3 separate regions of the Mus musculus genome follow, and regions 2 and 3 are each linked to region 1. Evidence: chromatin contacts called from ENCODE Hi-C or POLR2A ChIA-PET data. All regions are on one chromosome and are shown on one strand. Each heading gives the region's core, a stretch centred on a gene start or an enhancer-like site at or near the end of the contact. The rest is flanking DNA. Distances are from core to core; before and after follow the strand shown. Region 1 holds the start of Cfap298 (cilia and flagella associate protien 298). Region 2 holds the start of 4932438H23Rik (RIKEN cDNA 4932438H23 gene). Region 3 has its middle 16 kb from the start of Gm36169.

What was found. Hi-C counts contacts between places; a loop is a spot of excess contacts on that map. ChIA-PET counts read pairs that join two places held with the same protein, here RNA polymerase II (POLR2A).
Region 2: a map of T-helper 17 cell shows a loop between it and region 1 (2.4-fold over the local background). The contact joins the promoter of 4932438H23Rik here to the promoter of Cfap298 in region 1. A Hi-C loop is called at or near these places in 3 of 37 maps with a recorded cell type or tissue (T-helper 17 cell, T-helper 2 cell and regulatory T cell).
Region 3: a loop to region 1 is called in a map of v-Abl transformed pro-B cells, with 2.3 times the contacts of the local background. The contact joins the enhancer-like site here to the promoter of Cfap298 in region 1. A Hi-C loop is called at or near these places in 1 of 37 maps with a recorded cell type or tissue (v-Abl transformed pro-B cells). POLR2A ChIA-PET finds 5 or more read pairs at or near these places in 1 of 5 experiments (embryonic stem cell).

The regions. Positions count from the first base shown.
Region 1 is chr16:90,933,310-90,936,668 of GRCm38, reverse strand. It overlaps Cfap298 (cilia and flagella associate protien 298), which reads left to right and starts at 1,820. Exons shown (of 7, transcript NM_026502.2): 1 at 1,820-2,087. The coding sequence starts at 1,949. Synj1 (synaptojanin 1) reads left to right here. Exons shown (of 32, transcript NM_001164483.1): 32 at 1-572.
Region 2 is chr16:91,067,215-91,070,620 of GRCm38, reverse strand. It overlaps 4932438H23Rik (RIKEN cDNA 4932438H23 gene), which reads left to right and starts at 1,469. Exons shown (of 3, transcript NM_028905.4): 1 at 1,469-1,589.
Region 3 is chr16:90,691,457-90,695,213 of GRCm38, reverse strand. No RefSeq gene overlaps it. Among named protein-coding and RNA genes, the nearest start is that of Gm36169, 16 kb to the right of the region's middle. Within about 2 kb of position 2,307, at least 1 of the 3 ENCODE cell types and tissues checked has a DNase peak (open chromatin) inside an H3K27ac peak, as active enhancers do.

The sequences.
Region 1 (3,359 bases), core at 571-3,070:
AGTTTTAGATCGTGCTTGTTGGGGTTCTAATCATTTCAACAGTAGTAGCTTTTAAACTGCAGTATTACTAGAGCAGTGTGCTTCAAAATGTGAATTAACTTGTTGAGATTGTGGCTGTAACATCTGTGTGAGTAGTGTGTATGGTATCCACTCCCCATTAGCAAGCTAATCCACTTTAGAAAACTGAAGCAGTGTGGATCGCAGCCCTGAGCAGTGACTCCCTCAGGTGTGAACCACTGTAATGTCTGCAGAGCAATAGCTCTGCCTTGTCAGGAAGTCTGGTAGCTGCTGAAACGCACAAAGCAAGTTAAAGTTTGCTACAAAGAACTCGACATCGTGTGTATTTGCCAGGTCTGGTCAAAGCAGAAAACAGACACTAAGAATCTCTGTGAGTCTCTGTTCTCTCTAGTAGATTGCTGTTTATATGTATGTAAGAGGTTTATCGCTTATGTGGCATACAGTATTTATAACTATATACTTTATAGAAGTACAGTATTAAAGTTGCTGGTATACATTCTGTACATATCTTGTGAGATGTGCTGTCATATGAAATAAATATGTCTTTATCACCAGCTGACTTCTTTACTCAAAAGGGAAGAGGTTTTTTTTTCTCTCTATGCATGTGTGCACTCCCACATTCGTGTGTGTGTGTGTGTGTGTGTGTGTGCACATAATACATGCAGGGAATAAGAGGTAGTTTATTCTGAAGCCAAATTTGAATGAATGACCATGACAGATTTGGGTTACCCCAAATTCCATGTTCACAAAGTTTTGTAGCTCTCTAAGACAAAGTCGTAAGTCATGGCAAGTTTAAAATACATTGGTGGAAATGCCAGAGAGGCATATACAGTAAGACGAAGTTTTTCTTTAGTTACCAGATGCTATTTGACGATATTCTTAACTTTTGGGTTAGTGAAAGCTACGTTTATAGATTTCAGAGCCTATATGCAAGTTATTTCTGACCCATAGGAGGGCAATGGACGTCTGTTCTAGGAGCTATAGCTAACAGAGACAAGGTAATCAGTCTGGACCCGCAGATTCACAGCCTCTCCACATCACTGCTGTTTTTATTACACAGCTTCTTTCCAGGAATTTCCATTGGCAAGTAAAAAATTTAATGTGCCATCACCACAAACAAACAAAAAACCCTCACCATTTAGCGAAACTATGAGTTTGAGATCATTTCAAAGCACAGGTTAATTTTCTTTGCTAATTTTCTTTACTCCTCTATTTGATTTTCTTCCATCCATTTGTTTTCTCTTTATAACACTAAAATGGGATCCTCAGCTGTGTCTGAGCGCCCTGGAAGAACAGCGCTGCGCCCGCTTGCCCTATCTGAGATTGTGGGGGACCGAGACTCCATGGGACGGGCGATAGACAGCTGTGGAACTAAATGAGCTCTGCACAGCAGCAGCGCTCCCCACTTTTTGACCGGAGACCCAAAGCAGAAGGCATTTCCGGAAGCGATCCGTGCCTGCGCGAAACCAGTCTGAGTTTGGCGGCGGCTATGCTCCCATAGTGCCCAGCGCTCGCTCTCATTCTTAATCCAGGAGTCGCCATGCTCCTCCAGCGGACATCTCCCGAGTCCCCGGACCGTCCGCACAGGCCTCTAGCTGTTAGTTTGGGTTTTGGTTGCCCGGGCAACAGCTACTTCCGGGAGCGGCGACTGTGCGGCCCGCACAACCTGTTCTTCAGCGCCTCCGGCCTTCCAGGCGCGAGTTCTAACTGGGCACGAGCTCAATGTTTGACTGTTGCCCCTGGCAACAGCCACTTCCGCGAGCGTGCGCCGTTTTCTTCATCCCTCCGGGCTGAAGCGTGAGCCGCGTTCCACGGTTCCTCCTCGGAGCAGCGGTTAATCTCAGGCTGGTGTGGGTCCGGCCGACCCGGCTCGGGCCTCGTGGTCCCTGCCCCGCAGCCTTGCCACCTCGGCGGCGCCTCTGGCGCAGCCATGGTTGTGCTGCACGTGAAGAGAGGCGACGAGAGCCAGTTCTTACTGCAGGCGCCCGGGAGCACGGAGCTGGAAGAGCTCACGGCGCAGGTGGCCCGCGTCTACAACGGGCGGCTGAAGGTGCACCGGCTCTGCTCAGGTGCGGAAAGGGAGGCCGGCGGCTTCGGGGTCAGGGGGCAGCGCCCGGGGTCGCGAGGATTTGGGGAGATTTGCCGTAGCCCGGGGTGGGAAAGGAGCATCAGGGTTGACCGGGGATGAAAGACCAACGGCTGGAGGAAACCCAGGCTCGCCAGCCAACCGCCGACTCGGAGGAGAGCAGCCGGGATGCCAAGTGAGGCTGAGCTAAGCCGGGATTTGGGCTTCCGGGAAGTGCGAACGTACTGGGTCGAAAGGTGGCGGGACGGAGCTGAGGGATCGGGGACGGTGGGAGTTGTCAAGGGTGAGGGTGGAGTGAGTGGTGGCTGCAGGGAAGGGGGACAGTTTGAGACGCTAAAAGCCCTGGCCCTTGAGTCTCTTCGCTTTGAAGCCGCCCATGAAAGTTCTCACCGGGAGAGCCTTGGTGTTGTTTTCTGTCTCCTAGGAAACACATGATTTTTACATTATAGAGAACGCCTTAAGACCCGTTTTATATATATAATCAAACTTAACTGCTTTCAAAGAAGGCTCAATATTAAATGACATATTAAAAGTAAAACATTTAGGGGGTGGGGGGAACCTCCGGGTCTTTAACATCATAAACCGAAAGTGTGGGGCAGCATGTAAGAACTGCATGGGTGAGCCAGGCGGTGGTGGCGCACGCCTTTAATCCCAGCACTTGGGAGGCAGAGAGAGGCGGATTTCTGAGTTCGAGGCCAGCCTGGTCTACAAAGTGAGTTCCAGGACAGCCAGGGCTATACAGAGAAACCCTGTCTCAAAAAAAAAAAAAAAAAAAAAAAAAAAACAAGAATTGCATGGGTGAATCTACACAGAGGTAGGCACTGAAGCAAATACCATGGAGGATCACTGCCCCTGGCCTGCGCCTCACGACTTGCTCAGCCTGCTTTCTCATACCACCCAGGACCACTTGCCTAGGGGTGATACCACCCGGAGAGTGCTACCCCCCCCCCCCTTACTGTCATTGAGAAAATGCCTTACCTACAGACTTGCCTACAAACAGTCTGAAATAGACATTTTCTCAGTTGAGGTTCCTTCTTCCTAGATACGTCTATGTTCATGCCAGGTCAACAAAAGCCAAGCAGAACCAATTGCTTCCTTGTCAACACCAATCGACATATCACCATGAAACCATAACCCTCTCCTTTTTGTTTATCCCCAAGACCTTATTAATATGGATATCTCAATATAAAACAAATTCCAACTTTCAGAAGTTCCACAGGCTTTTAAATTTTTTCACTTTAAAAATGCAGTCTCT
Region 2 (3,406 bases), core at 220-2,719, 130 kb before region 1:
TTGGGGAGGGAGGAAGAGGGGGAGGCTCATGTGGAAGGTAAAGACAACATCCATCTGAGGTTTTTGCTGACCTCCACGTGGGTGCCACAGCCCTCACAAGGAGATGAAGTATTTTTTTCACCCCCTTTCATACACCATTGGTTAATGACCACTCAATAAGGTGTCATTGGACTGTTTTCCTGTGTCTGACTCACTCCACTCCTGGGCATCCTTTAGGGACCCTGATCAAAAAAACTTCAGCCTCCCTGGAGAAAGGTGGCCCCACCATTGCTAAGATGTGTGTCTATTGGTTTTGTTCCTTCCTTTACATGGTTTTCCACAATCACTCCTGTTTACCTCTGTGTCCTTCAAGCCTTCTGGCACAGTGCTTGTGTGTGGTAAGGACCAGTGGGTAGATAGGTGGGTGGGTGGGTGGGTAGTGTTATCCCATATTCAGGTGACTCTATATCCATTTCTCTGGTCCCGTAATGTATCACATTAGTGAGACCCTCCTCTATCCAGCCTTCATTAGTCATTAAAGACTGGATTTTAGGTCACAAGATTGGAACCTTCATGAATGAAATTGGGAGTCATAGAAGGGGCTGGGACATTCCTGGAAGGGTTGTGAGGACATCCCTGGAAGGGGTCATCTATGAGCCAGGAAGTGCCCCTTCCTCATCTGATATTGAATATAAGACTAGAGTCTTAGATTTCCCTGTCTCCAAAAGACTAAGAAATGGTTTAGTTTTGTTTGGGTTTTTTTGGTTTTGGTTTTTTGAGACAGGGTTTCTCTGTATAGCCCTGGCTGTCCTAGAACTCACTCTGTAGACCAGGCTGGCCTCGAACTCAGAAATCCACTTGCCTCTGCCTCCCAAGTGCTGGGACTAAAGGCGTGCTCCACAACTGCCCGGCCTAAGAAATGTTTCTAAGCCATCCAGTTTAGGACATTTTGTAGCAGCCCCAAATAGACTAAGCCACCACTGAATGAACACAGATTTTTTTTTTTTTACATGTTTACTTACTTTCTGGCTTCTAGCATTTAAAAATGAGTTCATGAGAGGGGAGAGACTGGGGCTACGTCCCAGAAAGAGAAATGAATTCATGTTCTCTTTGGAGCAATCACAGTCGAATGGTTTTTGCACCATCTGAGGCACTTACCAACCGTAAGTAAAAATTCATCAGGCCTAAGAGAGTGGAACAAATCGTGGATGTAAAAGTGTCGTCCAGGCGTCTCCGCAGTCCACAGTCAATCCATGCAACTTCCGGCTGCAGTAGAATCTCTTCCATTTACGCCTCTCCTTTGTGGTCAGTCTACAGCAGCAGTAGACTCCCCGTTTCTTCTGAAAATTTCCCGGCTTAACAGCCCCAAAGAGACAGGTTCTCTCCTACTGGTTAATAAAACTGGTAGGCCAGTCAGCTTCCTTCTGGCTGCCATGGAAACCACCAGGCCAAACAGAAAAGAACAGTAAGTGAGAGACCACGAGACCACGCATTCCACCCGGCTTGCAGATTAAAGCAGCTGTCAAGCCAGGGTGAAGGCGCAGTGGCCAGGGAAGAGCTCCAAGGTCTGCAGATTGGACAGGCAAGGCCCTGCCGTGGGGCCGCAAAATGTAAGTAGCGCCCCTGCTCTGTTTAAAACGCCTGTCAGCTCAACAGACTTCTGCTGTACGGCCAGAAAGTCTGGGGACGACTGGAGGGGCTCTATCAGGGTAACTTCCTGGAACTGCCGCATCCCTGGAATATGTCACTGTAAAGGTGGTGGGTGCCACCAAACACCCTTTGGGCTTCTACGCAACTGGATAGCTTACTACCATTCTCTGTCTTGCAAAGGAAACACTTTTTAGGGCACTAAGCAAGGAGTGGAATGGTCTTTTCATTTAGACCCTACACAGATAGGGATCTGAACTTGTTTCTATTTTTAAGAGTTTGTTTAAGCTCTTCTGCTCATCTTTAATACCTAATAACGATCATGCAGCCCCAGACCCTGGCTCTTTCCGTAGTGAGTGGCAAAGAAAATCAAGGCCTCTGAAGTAGCACTGCCTACGATGTGATGTCTGGGGGCCTTGCTTTATCCTTCAGAGGTGTCTTACAGCTCATGCCAGTCGTCATAGCATTTCCTCCTCAGAAAACTCGAACTAAAGAACAAACAGTAAACTTCTTAAATAAGATTAAAAGGCATTTATGGGGGAAAAGACCTTATAAAATACTAAAAAGCCAGACTTTTATTGTTTGCAAACTGCATGTTGTGAAAAAAGTGATTCTTAAGTTTTTAACTTTTTTTTTTTAGAATGAATAATGCAATATGTTTGGAGGGGAAACAATTTTTTTCATTTTTATTTCTGACAGAAATAGGGCAGTTTCAGAGACTAATAGTTTCTGTAACGTGTTTATGGAAATTGGTGCTTTTCAACAGCTATCTCGTGGTTTCCAACTTTCTCACACCAGTTTTTCATTGCTTAAAACTGGCATATGATCAGGGTTGAGAATCTGGCACCCAGTGGCGGGTGCCTGTGCCTTTAAGAGACAAGTAAGGGGACAGGAGTCAGTGTGACTTGGGAGAAGCTGTCTAGCTGGCAGCCACAGCTAAGCAAAGCCACAGGTTCAAATACCAGGGAGTAAACCACCTCCCTGAATTCCAGGTCGCTCCAGGGGAAAACTTGAAAGTTTCTCTCATCGTCAGCTTCTCCGTGTTCAGAAGAAGGACAGGTAACTGCCCAGTTTGGTTAGGGACTCCTGGGGCTCTCTCTGGCTAGTTTTCCTATCACTTCTCACACCTGTGCTAACTGAAGCCACACTCAGCTTCCATTAGCTTCTCTTCTAACGATGAACTTGAACTCATTAACTAATTTACACCCGTTTCTTTTTCAAAGGCTGTTTCTGAAGGGTTTATGGATAACAGAACCCACTTGATTTATCTCGTTAAGCATAAAATTGTAATCTAGCAATGGGGTATAAGGTGTGGGACATCAGTGGAGTCTGAATTTCCCCTGGGGCTCCTTACGGTGTGCTCGGCTATCTGGTTTAAAGTCTGAGCCATTACTAACTAGATCCGGGATCTTTGACAAGTTATTCTATGTCTCCATTTTGTTTAATATGATAGTGGGCCTTTACTATCTGCTTTTAGGGTTACCGCAAGTAGTCAATGGCCTAAGACATTCAGTATCTGGAACAGTATCTGGCACAAAGATGTACCCATTCCATGTTAGTGTTACTAAGTAAGACCAGGTGTGTGCCTGTGGTGCCAGCTGCAACTGTGAAAGGCCAGGTGTATGCCTGTGATGATGCCAGCTGCTCCTATGGAAGGTCAGGTGTGCCTGTGGTGCCAGCTGCACCTGTGGAAGGCCAGTGTGCTTGTGGTGCCAGCTGCACCTGTGGAAGGACAGGTGTGTGCTTGTGGTGCCAGCTGCACCTGTGGAAGGACAGGTGT
Region 3 (3,757 bases), core at 1,058-3,557, 240 kb after region 1:
GTGGTGGTGTGTTGCTCAATGACATAAACATGTTCAGCAAAATGCTGAATTAGGCGATTCCACCACTGGGTGAACATCAGAGTGCTTGCACGAAGATATTACCACTTTACATGGTGAGGTGGGGCAGCGAGCCACCCCCACCCATCAGCTCGTCACCAACGTTGATATGATGGGTGCTAACCTCACTCGGAATATAGCACACAGTCTAGCCCACTATCTTCAGAAGACTGAATCATAGAGAGCGATGATTTTTAAGTTGCCACTTGGTGCCCATCTGTGGTAACTGGCTCTCTTATCCTTTCTCACTACCGCCACCTACAGGGCATCGTGCAACTCAGCTTGACCTTTGACCGTAGACTTGGTATATGGATGGGGCTGGCCCTGAATGTCTGATTACTGTGTCTGGCCTCTGCCCCTTTCTTGAGTATTTCTGTCAACCAGGTAGATGCTCTCTTTCTCGAGGAAGGTGGGACTCCACTGAAACCTTACCTGCAGTTTAAATGTATTTCCTTTGTGTGGTGAAGAATTTGACATTTTACTTTCAAGACAATCATACCAAACTATTTACCTAAACCCAAACCCAATTATCTCTATGCTTAATCTTCAGAGCCACAAAACTGCGTATAAAAACAGTGAACAGATAAATGCTGTGTGCAGGAACTTTGAGAACAACAGTGTTGGGTCATGAAGCTCTGGCTAGACGTGTATCTAACGGTGGACTATTCAAAAGTCAAATACAGCTGCAGTGTTTAAGTGTGGCTTCAAGGGATTATTGCATAAGGAACAGGACTACATTTTTAGCAACATGACAGGCCTCCATTTAAAAAATAAAAAGAAAGAAAAGTCTAAATATTTAATGGGCATATGTCAAGCTTCCCAGAAGAGCCATGCAAAGCTTCGGCGTCCGGTGTTTATTTTAAATAGGTTTTATGTAGCTCAAGGTGGCCTGGAACTTGCTGTATAGTCAACAATGGCATTGAACCCCTGATTTTCCTGCCTCTATCTCCTAAGTGCTGGGCTTACAAGGATGTCCCACTATGCCTAGTTAGTACAGTACTGGGCACCGTACTGAATTACTAGGCAAGCACTGTGCCAAGCGAGCTACATCCGGAACTGAACCATGACTAAGAGTTCGAAATTCTGGGTATTACAGCAGCTTCGAGAAGAACTTGAACAATAAATAAATCCAAGGAAGACGGGTGTAAATATACTTTGTTGTGGCAGTTCACTGAAAAGTGATAATGCACATTGTCTTGACTACACAATTAAAAAAGAAACCTAATAACGAATGGCATTTCCAAGCATCTCGGATGGTACTTCGTCCTATCTACTTGCATATGGAGTGTGTACAGACCACTTACAGACAGGATTGGGTTCCTGGAGCAAAGAGGACAGAAGCAAACATTTACTGTACACTCAAGTCTTACTTAACCCTCACAAGTACCCATATGCCCTTGCGGTCATCATGTTACAGGTGGTGAAACCATCTCTTTCTATTCTTTGGCTTTGCCCAAGGTCCCTGTCTTAATCCTTTTGGGCTGCTATTAAGACACACCACCATAGGCTGGGGGGCTTATAAACAACAGCAAAAATTGTTTCTCTCTGCTCTAGAGGCTGGAAGTGCAATATCCAAATGGTGGAAGATTCAGTATCTGGTGTGCGCCCACTTCCTGATTCATGGAAGACGTTGCCTTACTGTGGCCGCCATGATGGCAGGTCAAACTGTAGTCTTCCAGGCTCTCACAAGGACACAGAGCCTTCGGAGGGCTCTATTTTTCAGCACAATCACCTCCCAAAGGGCAGATCTCTTAGTGCCGTCACGCTGCGGACCAGGTGTCACCCGATGGATTTTGGGGGACAATTTAATTCCCATGTAGGCACAGTACTGGCTCATTTCTCTCCACATCTCGCCATGGTGGCATAGACATCTCTGCGTGCTTCCCACAGACCGGGGCCTCTTTTTTTCTCACAGGTCCCCAAACAGCTGGACCACAGCTCTGGCACCGTTACAGACGTTCATTTCCCCAGCTGCGGCTTCCTTTCTTTGCGCATTGTCAAAAAGAAGCCCAAGTCCGTGGCTCGGGAGGCACAGTGGGACTAACCCGAGAGTCCCTTTCAGTCAGCTCACACTGTAGTTCTCTTTGAAAGCACTGAATATTTTCTCCTCAGGAAAGTGCCCTCAGCATGTCACTGCTGTGCCCGGCCCGCAGAGCTTCCCTTCCACAGAGGGCTCTCTGGAGCTCCTGCCTTCTTCCTCTTCTAATAGCAGCAGCAACAAATGCCAACCCCGAGGGCAGACTCCAGCTGGGCTGTGTCCCAGCCTGTATTCTTTCTCTGTGTGGCTCTTTTGGGGCCAGAATATTTTAAAAGCCTCTGGTGACTCAGTCAAAGATCTCATTTCTATTTCAAGGTGGCTCCCACATGCCAGGCAGTGCCAGCCCTGTCCTGGGAGCCTTTCACAGTGAGAGTCTTATGAATAACCCACAGGACAGCTTTAAAAGGTCTTAGCGATGGGATTCTACTTTCTAATTTGACTTTTTTTTTGTTGTGTTTTAACATGCAGAGATTTTGTTTTGATTTTTAATTGTGAGTGTTTATGTGGGGGTGTGTATGTGTGAATGAGGGGTACCCCTGGAAGACTGACAAGGGTGCCAGATGCCCCTGGAGATGAAGTTATGAGCAGACATGAGTCTTCGGACATGATGCTGTGAACCAGACAATGATCCGTTGCAAGAGAAGTACAGGGTTTGAACTGTCAAGCTATCTTTCCAACCCTTGTTTTTGAGATGGTGTTTTGGGCAGACTATCCTGAATCCAGGAGGTTTAGGCCATGCTCCTGCCTCAGCCTGCTAAGTACTTGGTACTGTGGGTGCCTACCACAACCCTGGGTTCTTCAGTGTTCTGTCCATGGCTGAGAATGATTACAGTCTGTCTGTCTGTCTGTCCGTCTCTTTCTCATGGAATGCTCTATGGATTTTTGCAGCATCTTTGCATAGAGGACAGGCTATTTTCTGGATGGTTCCAAGTTTTAGTCTATGTGCTACCAAAGTTAACACAAAGATTTACTCAGTCCTATTGTATGAGTTTTACTGTATGAGTATTAGTTTTGCCTACACATACGTATGTGCAACACATTTGTGCCCGGTTCCCACAGAGGAAAGAAGACGACATTAGATCCCCTGGTGCTGGAGGTACAGGTGGCTGTGGGCCACTACGTGGGTAATCGGAGCAGAGTCTGGATATTCCACAACCATTCCTAACCGTCGATCCATCTCTCCAGCCCCGGCTTTTATATTTTTATCTAACCTTATTGGGGTGAGCCAGCCTCTGAAGGATTTAAGGTAACCTTATTTATGTAGCCTCTGAAGAATTTTTTTTTAGGCCAACTGGAAAGCTGTCTCTGGGAATCAAACATTGCATAAATGATTTCAACTTAATCTCAAGTAAAATATCCTTCTCCCTGTTCTTGGCTCCCCCCTTTTCATGAGAAAAGATAAAAAGTAAAAAGCCAATAACACTTAATACTTGGTTCCCGGAAGGAACTCCTCTGGGTGTGCCTGCAAGCAGCTGTTACACTATCATCCAAGGACTCCATCTGTGCCCCAAGAAGAAATTGAAGATAGGGACTCTTCACAATGGAAGATACGGCTCTGCCACACACTGCTGCGCTGTTATTAACCAACAGTCTGGGAAAGGGGGAAGCATGGTGTCCAATGTGCACCAGGCTCTGCTGGCTAGTTGCAAACTCAGGACCACA